Linked DNA regions of Mus musculus: region 2 is linked to region 1. A link is a contact called in ENCODE POLR2A ChIA-PET data. All regions are on one chromosome and are shown on one strand. Each heading gives the region's core, a stretch centred on a gene start or an enhancer-like site at or near the end of the contact. The rest is flanking DNA. Distances are from core to core; before and after follow the strand shown. Region 1 holds the start of Id2 (inhibitor of DNA binding 2). Region 2 holds the start of Rrm2 (ribonucleotide reductase M2).

What was found. ChIA-PET counts read pairs that join two places held with the same protein, here RNA polymerase II (POLR2A).
Region 2: POLR2A ChIA-PET joins it to region 1 with 12 read pairs in embryonic stem cell. The contact joins the promoter of Rrm2 here to the promoter of Id2 in region 1. POLR2A ChIA-PET finds 5 or more read pairs at or near these places in 2 of 5 experiments (Patski and embryonic stem cell).

What each region holds. Positions count from the first base shown.
Region 1 is chr12:25,092,294-25,099,028 of GRCm38, forward strand. Id2 (inhibitor of DNA binding 2) reads right to left here and starts at 3,799. Exons shown (of 3, transcript NM_010496.3): 1 at 3,370-3,799; 2 at 3,018-3,081; 3 at 1,506-2,283. The coding sequence starts at 3,717. The coding sequence ends at 3,025.
Region 2 is chr12:24,704,778-24,711,512 of GRCm38, forward strand. Rrm2 (ribonucleotide reductase M2) reads left to right here and starts at 3,477. Exons shown (of 10, transcript NM_009104.2): 1 at 3,477-3,668; 2 at 3,783-3,857; 3 at 4,162-4,308; 4 at 4,548-4,664; 5 at 5,580-5,713; 6 at 6,670-6,735. The coding sequence starts at 3,570.

The DNA.
Region 1 (6,735 bases), core at 2,549-5,048:
TAGCGGCAGTCTTTAGGGATGACATCAATCATTTTCAGAAGGCTTGGTCAGGATAACGCTGCTGGCCACCGGCTCCCTGCATCCATGCCTGTGTACAGCAGAACCGTAGGCCAGCGGCGATCCTCATATTTGCCAGAAGGTGGCGCTCGGCCTCCACGGCGCGACCAGCTGCAGTTAGAAGTCCCCTCCAAAGGAGCCACTTTCCCCCAGGCTGAGGCTGATTAGAAGTCATTCACGTGTCGCTGGTTGTCCAGCGACCCTACAGGTGCTCCGAAGGGGCCTGCAGTTCCGATGGCACAATTGTACTTCAGGGTCAAATCCCCAAAGCCATCCGAGGGGAGAATGAGATCCGGCAGACGTGAAGCTGAGGACAGGCAGGGTTGGGGCAGCAACTTGTTCTCTCATACTTCTCTCCCGCTTTGTGTGCGTGTGTGTGTGTGTGCGTGTGTGTGTGGCGGGGCAGAAGGGTGAGGGTGGGTGGGATGGCAGAGCGCACCTGGGTTGGCCCGGTGTGCATGCAGGGGCTATAGTAGGCAACAGGTGACTAGTGTATTGGGCGGCTGCCAAGGGCTCTCGCTCGCGCAGTCTCCAACCCAGGTGTAATGGGCAAAGCGTGCATCCCGGGTATATTCATTAGGGACAACCCCGCCCTGCAGGAAGGAGGCGGGGACCACCGGAACCGAAGCTGCCCCTCCTCCATTCACCAGGATGGATTCGGTGTCAGGGGAGAGGAAACACCGCAGCCAAGGCAGACTAGCAGGCGCCACCCAAACACCTGCTTGGCCTAGAAAGTGGCACCAGGTGCGACTCACATACTCGTACCTCTTGTCCCATCCTTTCTCTAGGCTGTGCCTGTCTTCCCTGGACTACTTTCCAGAACCACCCCTTCCCAACCAAGTCACTTGCAACTTGGGAACTAAATCTAAGCACCTATTGAATGCATATTCAAATTAGCGGCCCGGTGTCCTCAAGGCTCTGAGTTGGATGGAAATGTTGGTGATACCTTTTTTTTTGGTGAGTGGGAGGGGCTTTTCTCGCACCTTCCCTCCGTTCCTTGAGGTCCAGAGTGCAGTCAAGGGTGAAGAGCACTTAATAGCCACAGAACTGGGAGAGCAGCTGGCCCAGGCAGGCCTGGGTGAGCCACAGGTGGAGGAGACGAAGGACTTCTGGAGTTCGTGGCCAGGTTTAAAAGCGTAACCCCCAGGGGTGACCAGTGACAGCCAAAGCCCCTTTTCTCTCTGCTCCAAAGGTGTCTTTCTAGAGGGCACACCTAGGAACTCAAGGGGAGTCTTCTACAGTCCCGTTTAAAATCTAGTCCCAATGCACAGGCACAGAGCCACACTGCTAGGTGTGTTGCGTTTCCAGTCCCCATCCCTCCTAATGGCAACAATGTTTCAGTCTACTGGGCCGCCACGGGACACACATGTGATAGAGGGGGTGAGAGAACAGAAGGAGGTGCCCCAAGCAAACACAAGACACCTCAAAAACCATTCAGAATCCCGGCATTGATGTCAGACACATTTTATTATAATCTTAATACAGTCTACATAAATTTGAACTGGTATTTATTTGGGTTCAGTTATAACATAGCATAAAAAAAATCAAAGCACTGGTTGTCTGAAATAAAGCAAGCAATCAACATTCAATAAACACACTTGATTTATTTTGTATAAAAGGGTTAAGTTTACAACTAAACTTTTATAAAAAGTTTAGCATAAGTACGTCATTACATTTTAATGCAGAAATAGGTTATTTCTGCCACTATACAAGAAAACTCTAATTAAAGAGTCCACAAGGTTCACTCAATATATATATATTTATATATAAATATATACACAGCATTCAGTAGGCTCGTGTCAAAAAGGCCATTTCTGACCGAAGACTTCATTTAAGTAACCGAATACTGGGTCCTTCTGGTATTCACGCTCCACCTTTGTGAAAAGGCAAAGTCTGCTTACATTGGGCAATTCCTTGTGATTTTTTTCTTTTTTTTTTAACGTTTTCGCTCCCCATGGTGGGAATAGTATATAAAGAAAACCTTCCAACTGTAGAAAGGGCACTGAAAGTCTCTCATAAATAACGGTATCACAGTCCAGGCCGGAGAACGACACCTGGGCAAGACGATCATCCTTAGTTTTCCTTCCGCTTTCTTTTTAAAAAGGTCCATTCAACGTGTTCTCCTGGTGAAATGGCTGATAACAAAAGTCTTAAAAGATCTTGTAGACTTCTTCTTGTGCAAAAGAAAAAGAGAAAGTAAAAAGAAAAAAAAAAGTCCCCAAATGCCTGCAAAAGATTGGGAGAGAAAGGCAGTTTAGGAGAATGTAACCTAAGGGCAGAGGCGGGCGAGCCTGGCGCCGAGGAAGCCACAGTTTGAGCATTTAACCAAACCCTGGCGTCCAGATGCGGCACACATACCCGGCCCCAGCAGCACAAATTAAACATGAAAATAGCGGAGACTCCAGGGGAAAACTTCCCAAACCCAGTCTCCTATTTGGATCTCTAACAGCCCGCTCACAGGCGCCAGTCTGCTTCTTGTAACAATTATTTGATTGAAAACAGCCCTTTAGTTAACAGATATGGAAATCTGGATCCCAGAGCACAGGGGTAAGGCTCGGGGTAGCCGTCTTCAGCTAGCCAGAGAAATCTCAGAGGACTACAGTTTTGGGAAAAGAGAATCACTATGGAATTTGTGGCGATAAGATTAATTACAGCTGAGGTTACCACCTCAGTGTACCGCCACTGGGCTCATAAAAGTCAGCCACACTTGGTCCTGACACCTTCATAGTAAGTTACTGGCATTTCTTTTCTTTCTTTTTTTTCTTTCTTTTCTGTTTTTGTAAAGGCAACTGTTCTGTAGTCCTGAGCAACCACAGCTACAAGCCCCTTCATGCCTATGTGGTAAGTCAAGCGGCACCCGTAACACAGTGAAGTAAGCATGCATTTACCAAACCAAACATTTAACAGACACACAAGCACATTACCGAAACGCGCACACAGGAGGCACCCGCAACACTCACCATTTATTTAGCCACAGAGTACTTTGCTATCATTCGACATAAGCTCAGAAGGGAATTCAGATGCCTGGGGAGAAAGAGGATAAAAGGCAGGATATTAGGTAATCTTAAAGGAAGGTAGCCCCCCTCCTCCTTTCACAAAAGTGCCAACAAGTCCCATGAAACAGGATCATGCTACAGCGCAGATCCAGATGCAACCCACACAGAACTTATAAGTAGCGATTTCACATGACGCTCAATATACAGTTTCCTCAAAAATAAAGTTAATGAACCTGTCTCTACGATGGGCTTTAAGAGTGACAGCTCGGGAGACCCGGAGCGTCTGGGCAGTGGCGTACTTGCAAGCTAGTCTCACCTGCAAGGACAGGATGCTGATGTCCGTGTTCAGGGTGGTCAGCGGCGTCCTGGACGCCTGGTTCTGTCCAGGTCTCTGGTGATGCAGGCTGACGATAGTGGGATGCGAGTCCAGGGCGATCTGCAGGTCCAAGATGTAATCGATGACGTGCTGCAGGATTTCCATCTTGGTCACCTTCTTGTTCTGGGGGATGCTGGGCACCAGTTCCTTGAGCTTGGAGTAGCAGTCGTTCATGTTGTAGAGCAGACTCATCGGGTCGTCCACCGGGGTTTTGCTCCGGGAGATGCCCAAGCTGTGGTCCGACAGGCTGTTTTTCCTAACGGACCTCACCGGACTGAAGGCTTTCATGCTGCTCGTAGGAGGAAGACCGGGAGGGAGCCGCCACAGGGGGCTGAGCTGACTGCGCGGCACCAGGCTCGGTTCAGAATGAAGCGCGAGCCGGGCGGGGCGTCTTTTATGTGCACTCGCCCTGGCCGCTCAATCGGGCATCCCTGAATTGCCATTGGTGGAAGGGCTCCCGTCCATCATACCAGGCGAATTCTCCCATTGGTGAGTATGAGCTCTCGGTTCTTCCGCGTTCGCAGCCAATGCCTGTAGGGTGGGAGGAGCGGGCGAGAGCCCAGCTGGGGTGGCAAATTGAGTACAGTGTGCGCTGGGCGCCCAGGGGGCCTGAGTGTGCAATTGTGCCCGCCTTATTCCAATTCCCAGAGCTGGCAGGACCCCTGCCCCGGGGGTGTGCCCGGAGCTAGCTATACCCGCCCCCAGGACTTCCAGCAGCCCCACTCTCTCCGCACAGCAGACGGGAAGTCACAGGTCGCTAGCGTTAGGGAAGACAGCGACCGTGGCAGAAGGGAAAAGAAGCGCGCTTTTGGGAAGTCACATTTGTAGTGTTCCTTCTTTTAAGATAAAGGAAAGCTATTTGGGGAGGGGGGGGGAACCTACCCACATACACGTCCACGACAGGTTTAGCGTGAAGCTTTGCAACTTGGAGCAACGCGGGAGGCCTTCTCGGAAACTCAGTGACACGAATTGTAGGAACACTGTGCGGTCTCCCTCAGACCGCAGAGGAGCCCCGAGGGACCCGGTGCATTCGGAACTCCCCCCACCCCCAAGAATGAGGCAGGGTTACTATAATGACTCCATTAATCGAAGGTCATTAGTGGGGTTTGCACACTGGAACTACATTTACATACACTGCCCTTGGTCTGTGCCCTTCAGTGTAGGTGGCAAAGTGATGCGATTAATTATGCACAAATCGTGATTTCTGGTGTCACATTCCAACACTTAGAGCTCTTGGGAAGCTCTTTGTCAGGTAGGTGGTCCTAGCTATTGACTGACAGCTTATCGCTGTTTTTAAAAGAAAATTCTGTTACGTACGAGGTTTGGAATCTTTCAGCACCCTTCCTAGATGCAGCCACATTTTGAAAAAGTTTAGAGCTCTTGACTCCAATGCTTTAATTCTGAATTCTTGTTTTGCTGAAGACTACCATATATTAGTCGTGTATTAAAGGAAAAAAAATATTTATGTTAAGCCCAAGAAAGGGTTTTTGGTCTGAATCCCCCACATCCTCTGAATGCAATAAAGAGGAAGAATGCAGAATCCAGGCAAAGCTCTGTGTGGAGAAACAGTATTTTCCCTTCAATTAATGATTAATTCCTCAGCTGGTGGGCCAGGCGGTCTCTGACCTCCACGTGACAGCCATGTGCCCCAGGGCTTCTCTCTAAGGAGGCAGAGTCCGGTGATGTAGAGGCGGTAAAATCCGTCCATCTCAGTTTGGAGACTGCAGAAGGACTCTGCCCTGCAGGAAAATCTGCGCAAGGCAAGGCTTGCAATGCCTCCTGCGACTCAGCGACAGTGTTCGATTGACGACTCGCCTCTGTTATTAAGCCTGGAAGTGATTTACTATCTGAGTCCCCCCCCCCCCCAACAGTTCGAGCCTCTTGATGTACTTTGTGTGCATGTGTTTCTGTCACATACGTGCCACAGCGGAACAGATTTTGTTTTGACACTTTTGGTTCATGATGTTATACTCTGAGTATTTTACAATAATAGCCAATGTAAACAAACATCTCTGGGATTCTCAAATTATTACTTATGATTCTTGGACATTGCATCTCTGCGGTACTGACGCATTCTTAGCTTTTTCCAAGGACACCGTATGTTAGCACCCGTGCCAGCCTCATTATCCCAACAGAAAGGCCCTGGGCTGGATGATAATGAGCGCTGTGCAGCATCGCTCCACACACTGGCAGCGACCACGCATGAGCGCCTTCTCCCAAGACCATTCCTGTACCCTGATATAGTAAAATTGCTAAATATGGTGAAAGTTTTCTGGCGTTTCTTTCTCTGGCTGCCATGCCAGAGTCCAGTCTGCCGAGCTGCGCTGAATCCGATTCTGTTGGCACACTACCCAGTTTTTGCATTCATTTAAAGATCATTTTTAAGGGGATTGTGAAACTGTTTAAGTTAATGACTGAAGAGGACCGAGTTACCAGTAAGTCTGTCACAGCAAGCCCGGGCTGACATTTCTTAAAATTATGGTCTGGGTCTGGGGATTTGGTGGGAGCCCCTTTTGGGGCAGCTTATAATGGCATATAAAAATCTGTCCATTGGTGTGGATGTGGATTTTCATCAGAGAACCCTGGAGTTCAAATGGCCCCAGCTGCAGGACGTGCCCAGCTGCAGTAAGGGCGGGATCCGTGGGTGGTGGGAAGGTGTGAAGGGCTTCCGGCGGGTGTGTGTGTGTGTGTGTGTGTGTGTGTGTGTGTGTGTGTGTGTGTGTAGATATTGGCCACCCCAGCTACCTACTGGGACGCCCCCCATTTAAAGCAACAGACCCGCTTGGAGTTGCCCGAGCCCTGCTACCAGGCCCCCAGATCCCCCACCGTGTCCAGGCCACGCGCGGTAATCAGAAGCAGGTTCCTGCTCAGCCACCTTGGCTACTATCCCCGCGTGATGCCACGAGGGCGGGAGGAGCCGGCTCGGCGCGGGCGAGTCTCAAGGTCTTCTCTGCACATCTGGCGCAATTGGGAGCTCTCGCCTTTCTTCCCCTCGGTTTTGTTCTCACAGCTGTGTCCATTCCGCCCGTGACCCCCCGAGTGATCCCTGACAGGTGATGAATTGGCAGCAGCGGCGGCGGCAGCGGCGCGCAGGCCAGGCCGCGGCGGGGCCGGAGCCGGAGCCCCGGAGCAGACTCTCTGGCGCCAGGCGCGTGACGCCGCCCATTCACGCCGCCCTGCAGCCTTGTCCTCGCGGCGCCGCTCAGGCGGCTGCCATAGCAACCGCGCCGTCACTCAGCGCGCGCGCCCAGCTGATCAATGCCTGCAAGGCCCGGCGGTCCCAGGCTCGCCCTGACCGGGCCGTCA
Region 2 (6,735 bases), core at 2,227-4,726, 390 kb before region 1:
AAAAAAAAAAAGAATAGACTCAATAGAGGGCTAACCCTGGGTTCAATTCCCAGCACCATCTAAAACAGGAATGAATAAACCAGGCATACTAGCACACACCCCAGGCAGAGTAGCACACACCCGTGACCTGAATACTGAGGGGGTGAGGACAGGAAGAGCAGAAATTCAGGGCCATCCCCAACTACAATGCTGAGTTGAAGGCCAGCCTGAGATTCATAAGACCCTGTCTTATGAGTAAATAAACAAAGAATTAAAAAAAAAAAAAAAAAGCCAAAGTTGAGCCTAGAGAGATGACTCAGCAGTTAAGAACACAGGATGTTCTTGCAGAGGACTTGGGTTCAGTTCTCAGTACCAACATGTTAACTCCAGTTCCAGAGGACCCAACACCTTCTTCTGGCCTCTTCAGACATACATACAGGCAGGCAAAACTCTCATACACACAAAATAAAATAAAACAAAATACAAAGTAAATGGTCTGTAAGCTGGACTTGGTGGTGTACCTTTGATCCCAGGAGTCAGAGATAAGCAGACCTCTGTGAGCTCAAGGTCAGCCTGGTCTATACAATGAATTCTAGGCTAGCCAGGGCAACATAGTAAGATGCTGTTTTGTTTTGTTTTTTTTTAAGAAAAAAAAAAAAAAGCAAATTGTAGATGATACCTTCTCACTACTCAGCGTTTGAACAGCTGACCCTAAAACTAAAGCTGTTCTCTAACATCCCAGCGCCGTATTTATACCTAACTAACGTTTCTCAGTATCATATAATACTATTCAGTTGTGAAAGGAATGCAAGTTGCCAAGATCAAACTGGGGCTGCTTGTGTCAGCCCTAACCAGTCAATAAAGCCAGGAGGTTAAGAAGGAAGGGCTGGGGCTGGTACAGCGAGTGCCGCCAGAACCACAGAGGCTTGCACAGAGAGCACCCCTGCAAGCACGTCCGCCCCACGTGTTCAGCCTTGGACTGTTAGTCACTCTGGCCATGGATCGTTATCTTAATAATGTGTGGTGGTGCCCTAGGAAAATGATGTTGGGTCTCCTGGAACTACAATTTTGGATGGTTGTGAGCCATCAAGTGGGTGATAGGAACCTTTGAGGGAGCAAGTTTTTCTCAACTACCCAAGCCAACTATTCTGCTTCCTAAATTCTTTCTTATTTATTGATTTATTTGGAGGCCAAGTCTCATTATACAGCCTCAGATGACCTGGAGCTCACTATGTAGACCAGGCTGGCCTCCAAATCATGACTTGCTTCTGCCTGCTAGTGCTGAGTCGAGAGGCGTGGCGCCTGCTGTTTACTCTTTCTGTACGCTGGGAACATTCCTAATTGCTGGGATTAAGAGCAAGTGCCACCACCTCGGGCACAGGTCACTTTCAAGTACTGGGAAGAAAGCAATGAATTTCGCACATGTGTAGAAGGGAGTGAAGCAACTGCAAGTTGGAGACAGCAAATGGACACTGGTGGGCGAACCCTGGGGAGTTCTCTTTTCCTTGCTTTCTTTTTTATATTTTTTGGGATATATGTAGTCCTGGCTGTCCTGGAACTCATTTATATAGACCAGGGTGGCCTCAAACTCAAAAGATCTGCCAGCTTCTGCCTCACAGATGCTAAGATTAAAGACCAGGGCCATCATGCCCTGCTCGGTTTTTCCGTATGTTGGGAACATTACTAATAAAAAGGTGCGAGTGTCTGACAAGATGTCTCAGCAGCCAACCCTAACCTCATAAATTCCACCCCTGTGACCCCACAGAATACAAGAGAACCAACTTCCATAAGTGGGCCTCTGACCTTCGCACTACACCCTCGTCTCACACAAAATTAATTTAAAAAGAAGAAAGAAAAGGAGTTAGCAAGGGTCTAAAGTTGTGGGACCTTGGGTAGTTTCCAGGTCCCTCAGGCCTTTACTTCAGTTACCTATAAAACAGGCCTAAAAATACCCGTTTTCCCTTTCCATCTGGATTAAACATGTATATGATGATCAAGCTGTACAGGGACTGTGAGTGCTGACAGCTGAGAGGATTTGGCGGGGAAACGCTGGATGCCTGCGGGGACTCGGTTTCCACATCTAAGGTCACCTGAAAGCGGACTTGCCCTTGAGTGACCGCAGCGCGCGCGGGCCGGTGGGGCTGGGAATCTTGAAGTTGAACCAACCAATCACAGAGCAGAGGTTAAAAACCGCGCCAGAAGCAAAAGCGCTCAGCTCCTGACAGGTCCCGGTACAGGGGAACCTAGGCGGGGCTGCCCACTAAGCTCAGCCTGCTTGGCGGGAGGAAGAGGCGTTTGGAGGAGGTTGTGAGCAGGGAGAAGAGAATGGCGGCGACCTTCTCCTTCCCTCAGTGGTCGAGTGTTATTTTAGTAGCCAGACCTCATTTGTACTGAGTACACCAGGAGCTAGAGGAGCCAAAGGCAAACCCCTCGGATAACGGAGGAATGGAATGTGAATTAGAAATTATATGTTAAAAAAAAGAACTGACAATTTTGCTAGAGGTGATTTAAAATATTTATCGATATGGCCCAGTTAGCTTAGCATGGAAGAAGTCCTGGGTTTTGTCCCCAGCATCAATAAATTGTGCAGCGGTGGATGCCGCCTGCTTTAACTTTGAGCTGCCACATGGTGTTCAGAGATTTTTTACAGCATCTACAGTGAGAGAACTTAGGACACAAGCAGAGGGGAGCCTCCCCTCGTCCTCTTTTAAAATATTTGACCTGGGAGAGTCAGTGGAGCCTTCCCAGGTTCCACGTTTTTCCCCGGGATCTCAGTGTCCCATCTCAGCGCTTTATCTCTGGTATCTTGGACCCCGTAGGGCAAATCAGAAAGATGGAAACTTGAGTTCTTGTCTCCACCCTCACCACAGGAATTTGCAGATTCGTCTTTAGACTACTGGACGCCCAGAGTCGTAAAATGAATGTATGACTCGTCACCATCCTGTGAGCTTCCTGGAATTTGTAATCGTCTGGCAGCTTTTAAACTAATTGGGACAGAGGGGACAGGGGTCTGACAGGAGGGGCAGGGTAGAAAAGGAACCCAAGGCTGCATCCGTACCCCTTCATGAGTTTGAAGACAGCTTTTTAGGGAACCCTAGTTTGAGGACCCCCTTAATCCCACAAGGCCGGTGCGATTGCTCGGGACCCCGAATCTCTTTAAGAAACCAGGGTCCCCCGCACCCCTCTACTTGGGACATGAAGACAGTCAAGGCGACGTGTCCCAGAGGCCAGCAGCGTCACTCCACCCTTGGCACCAACCTCAGCGGCAACGCCCGCCCGGCGACCCCCTGCGCGCTCAATCCCCAAGGCTCTCGCAATCCTAACCGGTTCCGGCCCCGCGAGCGCCCGCGCACCCGGCCGGCGCAGGCTCCTTAAAGGTCTTTGTGCGGAAGGCCTGCGGCGCAACTCAAATCTCCCGCGCTGGGCGGCGAGCGGGGTCAGCGGCGTCCAATGGGAGGCGAGGCCACGCCCCCTCGGAGCGCGCGGTTGGGTGGCTCTTTAAAGGGCGCGGGCGCTGGCAGTCGGCGGTGCACCGGATTCCAGCTGTTTTCGCCTGCTCCTCGCCGTCTCCGCCGCTGCCCTCGTTCGCCATGCTCTCCGTCCGCACCCCGCTCGCCACCATCGCTGACCAGCAGCAGCTGCAGTTGTCGCCGCTGAAGCGACTCACCCTGGCTGACAAGGAGAACACGGTGAGGGCGGCCCAGGTGCCGGCTGGGTTGGATGTGCACTGGCAGGTCGTGGGTTCCCGGACCCGGGAGGGTGGAGGGTGCCTACCGCCATTCACCACGCGTGTCCCCCTACAGCCCCCGACTCTCAGCAGCACCCGCGTCCTGGCCAGCAAAGCTGCGAGGAGAATCTTCCAGGACTCCGCCGAGCTGGTGAGTGGCCCGTGTGGGGCTGAGGTGGGTCGCTTAGGCTCCCAGTAGAGGGCGCCCGCTCGTTGGCGCTAAATCTGCATTGTCCCAGCTGAATTATTTGACTCTTCTTTCCCGCCAAAGTGTCTCCTCAGAATGTCCTACTCGGGTCGGCCTATGGTAATAGTAGAGTGCAGCGTGACAGCTAAGCACACGAGATTACCAATCGTTGAAAGTACTCGATCTGATGAGACACTGGCTAGCAGTTTCCTGCGGTTCGGTTGGCATTTGGGGGTTGGTTCACTTGGCACTCTCTCTCATCCAACAGGAAAGTAAAGCGCCTACTAACCCCAGCGTTGAGGATGAGCCGTTACTGAGAGAAAACCCCCGCCGCTTCGTTGTCTTTCCCATCGAGTACCATGATATCTGGCAGATGTACAAGAAAGCCGAGGCCTCCTTTTGGACTGCCGAGGAGGTAATCGTTCAGGACTTGCTGTGTGTCAGAAGGCTCCCGCATGGCCGTCACAACTTTTTGCCCTTGGGAATGGTAGCTCACTGAGATATTGGGTGTTCCCTGAAACAAAGGGAATAATGGATGTGAAGAATTCGGTAATGAGATGGTTTGGGGGACTTCAGTTTTAAAGTGTGTGTGTATGAGAGAGAGAAAGAGAGAGAGACCTACAGACCTGCTAATCGTGAACTTCTAAACTTCAGGTGGACCTTTCCAAGGATATTCAGCACTGGGAAGCTCTGAAACCCGATGAGAGACATTTTATATCTCACGTTCTGGCTTTCTTTGCAGCGAGTGATGGCATAGTCAATGAGAACTTGGTGAGTTGGCATGAAATACCCATAATTCACTTAGATCCAGAACTGGTTCCTGGCTCTCTATCTTTTGCCCTGAAGCGGGGCTGGAGGGATAGATGACTGACTCCAGTCTCCGCTCTGGTTAACACACTTCCTGCTTGGGCGGAAGACCCAGGTTCTGTTATGAGTTACCCCTGTTGGACTGCTTCCCATCTGCTGGTGAGCTCCTCTCACCAAGGCAACTCTGACCTTGGGCACTTGCCTATACATGCACGGACCCATTCCCAGGCAAGCACAAGCAAAACAAACTTTTTAAGAGCTATGAATGTTATGTTAACGTTCATCATGTTAGTCTTTCCCTCTGCTAAGGAGCAGTAGTGAGTTTTTCTCTTTGTACCTACATGCTTAACTTTTTGTGGATTTCTATAAGACTTTGGTTGTATACTTCTTAACTCTAAGTGGGTCCTTGGAATGAACTGAAACAGAATTAGGGAATAACAGTGTTAAAAGAAACCCTGTGGGGCCTGGTGTGTGCCACAGAGGTTAGGAGCACATGATAGTTTTGTTAAAATAAATGGCAAACTAGGAGTTATGTGTTTCCTAATTGGTAAATTGAGCGTATGACGTGAAATAATGAGCTTGCTTGCAAATCATGAAGAACTAATAAAAATATAGGATTAAACTGTATTAAATATATACCTGGGTTTTTTGTTTTGTTTTACTTACATTTTTGAAGCAAGGTCTCACAGTAATCCTGGCTGGCCTAGAATAGAATTCAGTAAGTACACCAAAATGGCCTCTTACTCAGATTCCCCCTTCACTGTTGCTGCAGGCCTAGGAACAATCCCAGCAGGCCGGGCCACTCTACTGGTAGTGTGGAGAAAGTGAAGCAACCAGTAGTTCTTCAAATTTAACTTTGGCTCATTTTACTACCACTAGGTGGAGCGATTTAGCCAAGAAGTTCAAGTTACAGAGGCCCGCTGTTTCTATGGCTTCCAAATTGCCATGGAAAACATACACTCTGAAATGTACAGTCTCCTTATTGACACTTACATTAAAGATCCCAAGGAAAGGTGAGTATCCACACACTCTGCCAAGGTGCCTGGGACTCACTCACTGCTTTATTTCCAGTATTTTTGCTCATAAAGGGGAAATGAGCAGAATGACAAGCGGACTGTCAGTAGATGTTTCTATGACCCTTAGTCAAGACTGCCTCCAGCTTTTGTGTGTGGTAGCTTGTGTCTATTTCCAGCTCCCAGAGATCAGTGCAGCAGCATTGTCAAGAAGTCAAAGGCTAGTCAGACTGCATACTGTGTCAAAAACAAAACCAACCCCAGGGGCTGGAGAGATGACCACTGAGGTTTAGAAGGCACTGTGGCTCCTGCAAAGTATGGTTTACTGCTTACCAGTTTTAGTTCTTAGCTCCCACGGGACACCTCACAAGGCTGTAAGTCCAGTCACAGGGAAGTGGTGCCCTCTTCTGGCCTCCATGGGCATCACACATAAGGTGTCTGACACGTTAAGGCAAAACATACATTAAAAGTTAAGTTTAAAGCCGGGCGGTGGTGGCGCACACCTTTAACCCCAGCACTTGGGAGGCAGAGGCAGGCAGATTTCTGAGTTTGAGGCCAGCCTGGTCTACAGAGTGAGTTCCAGGACAGCCAGGGCTACACAGAGAGACCCTGTCTCAAAACCAAAACCAAAAAAAACCAAAAACAATTAAATTTAAAGACGTGGCTATGAATGAGTATGAAACCAAAGTGGAGGTGAGGGGAATTGCTTTAGACAATATTGAGTCAAAAGGTTTATTTTAGACCAGTTTAGCTGACATTGCTCTGCTAGGACATTATAGAAAAATTAAGAAGGCGTTTGTGTTATGGAGGGAGACTGGGAAGGACTGGTAGGGTTATGGTGGCAGTGAGTGCCAGGATGGGAAGCAGACGTGGAAGTAATGAATCAGGCCTACGCTGTGCCTGTTGTGTTGCCAGGGCTCTGCAGTATCCATTCATGCTATACTTTCTGCCTGCAGAGAATATCTCTTCAATGCTATTGAAACAATGCCTTGTGTGAAGAAGAAGGCTGACTGGGCCTTGCG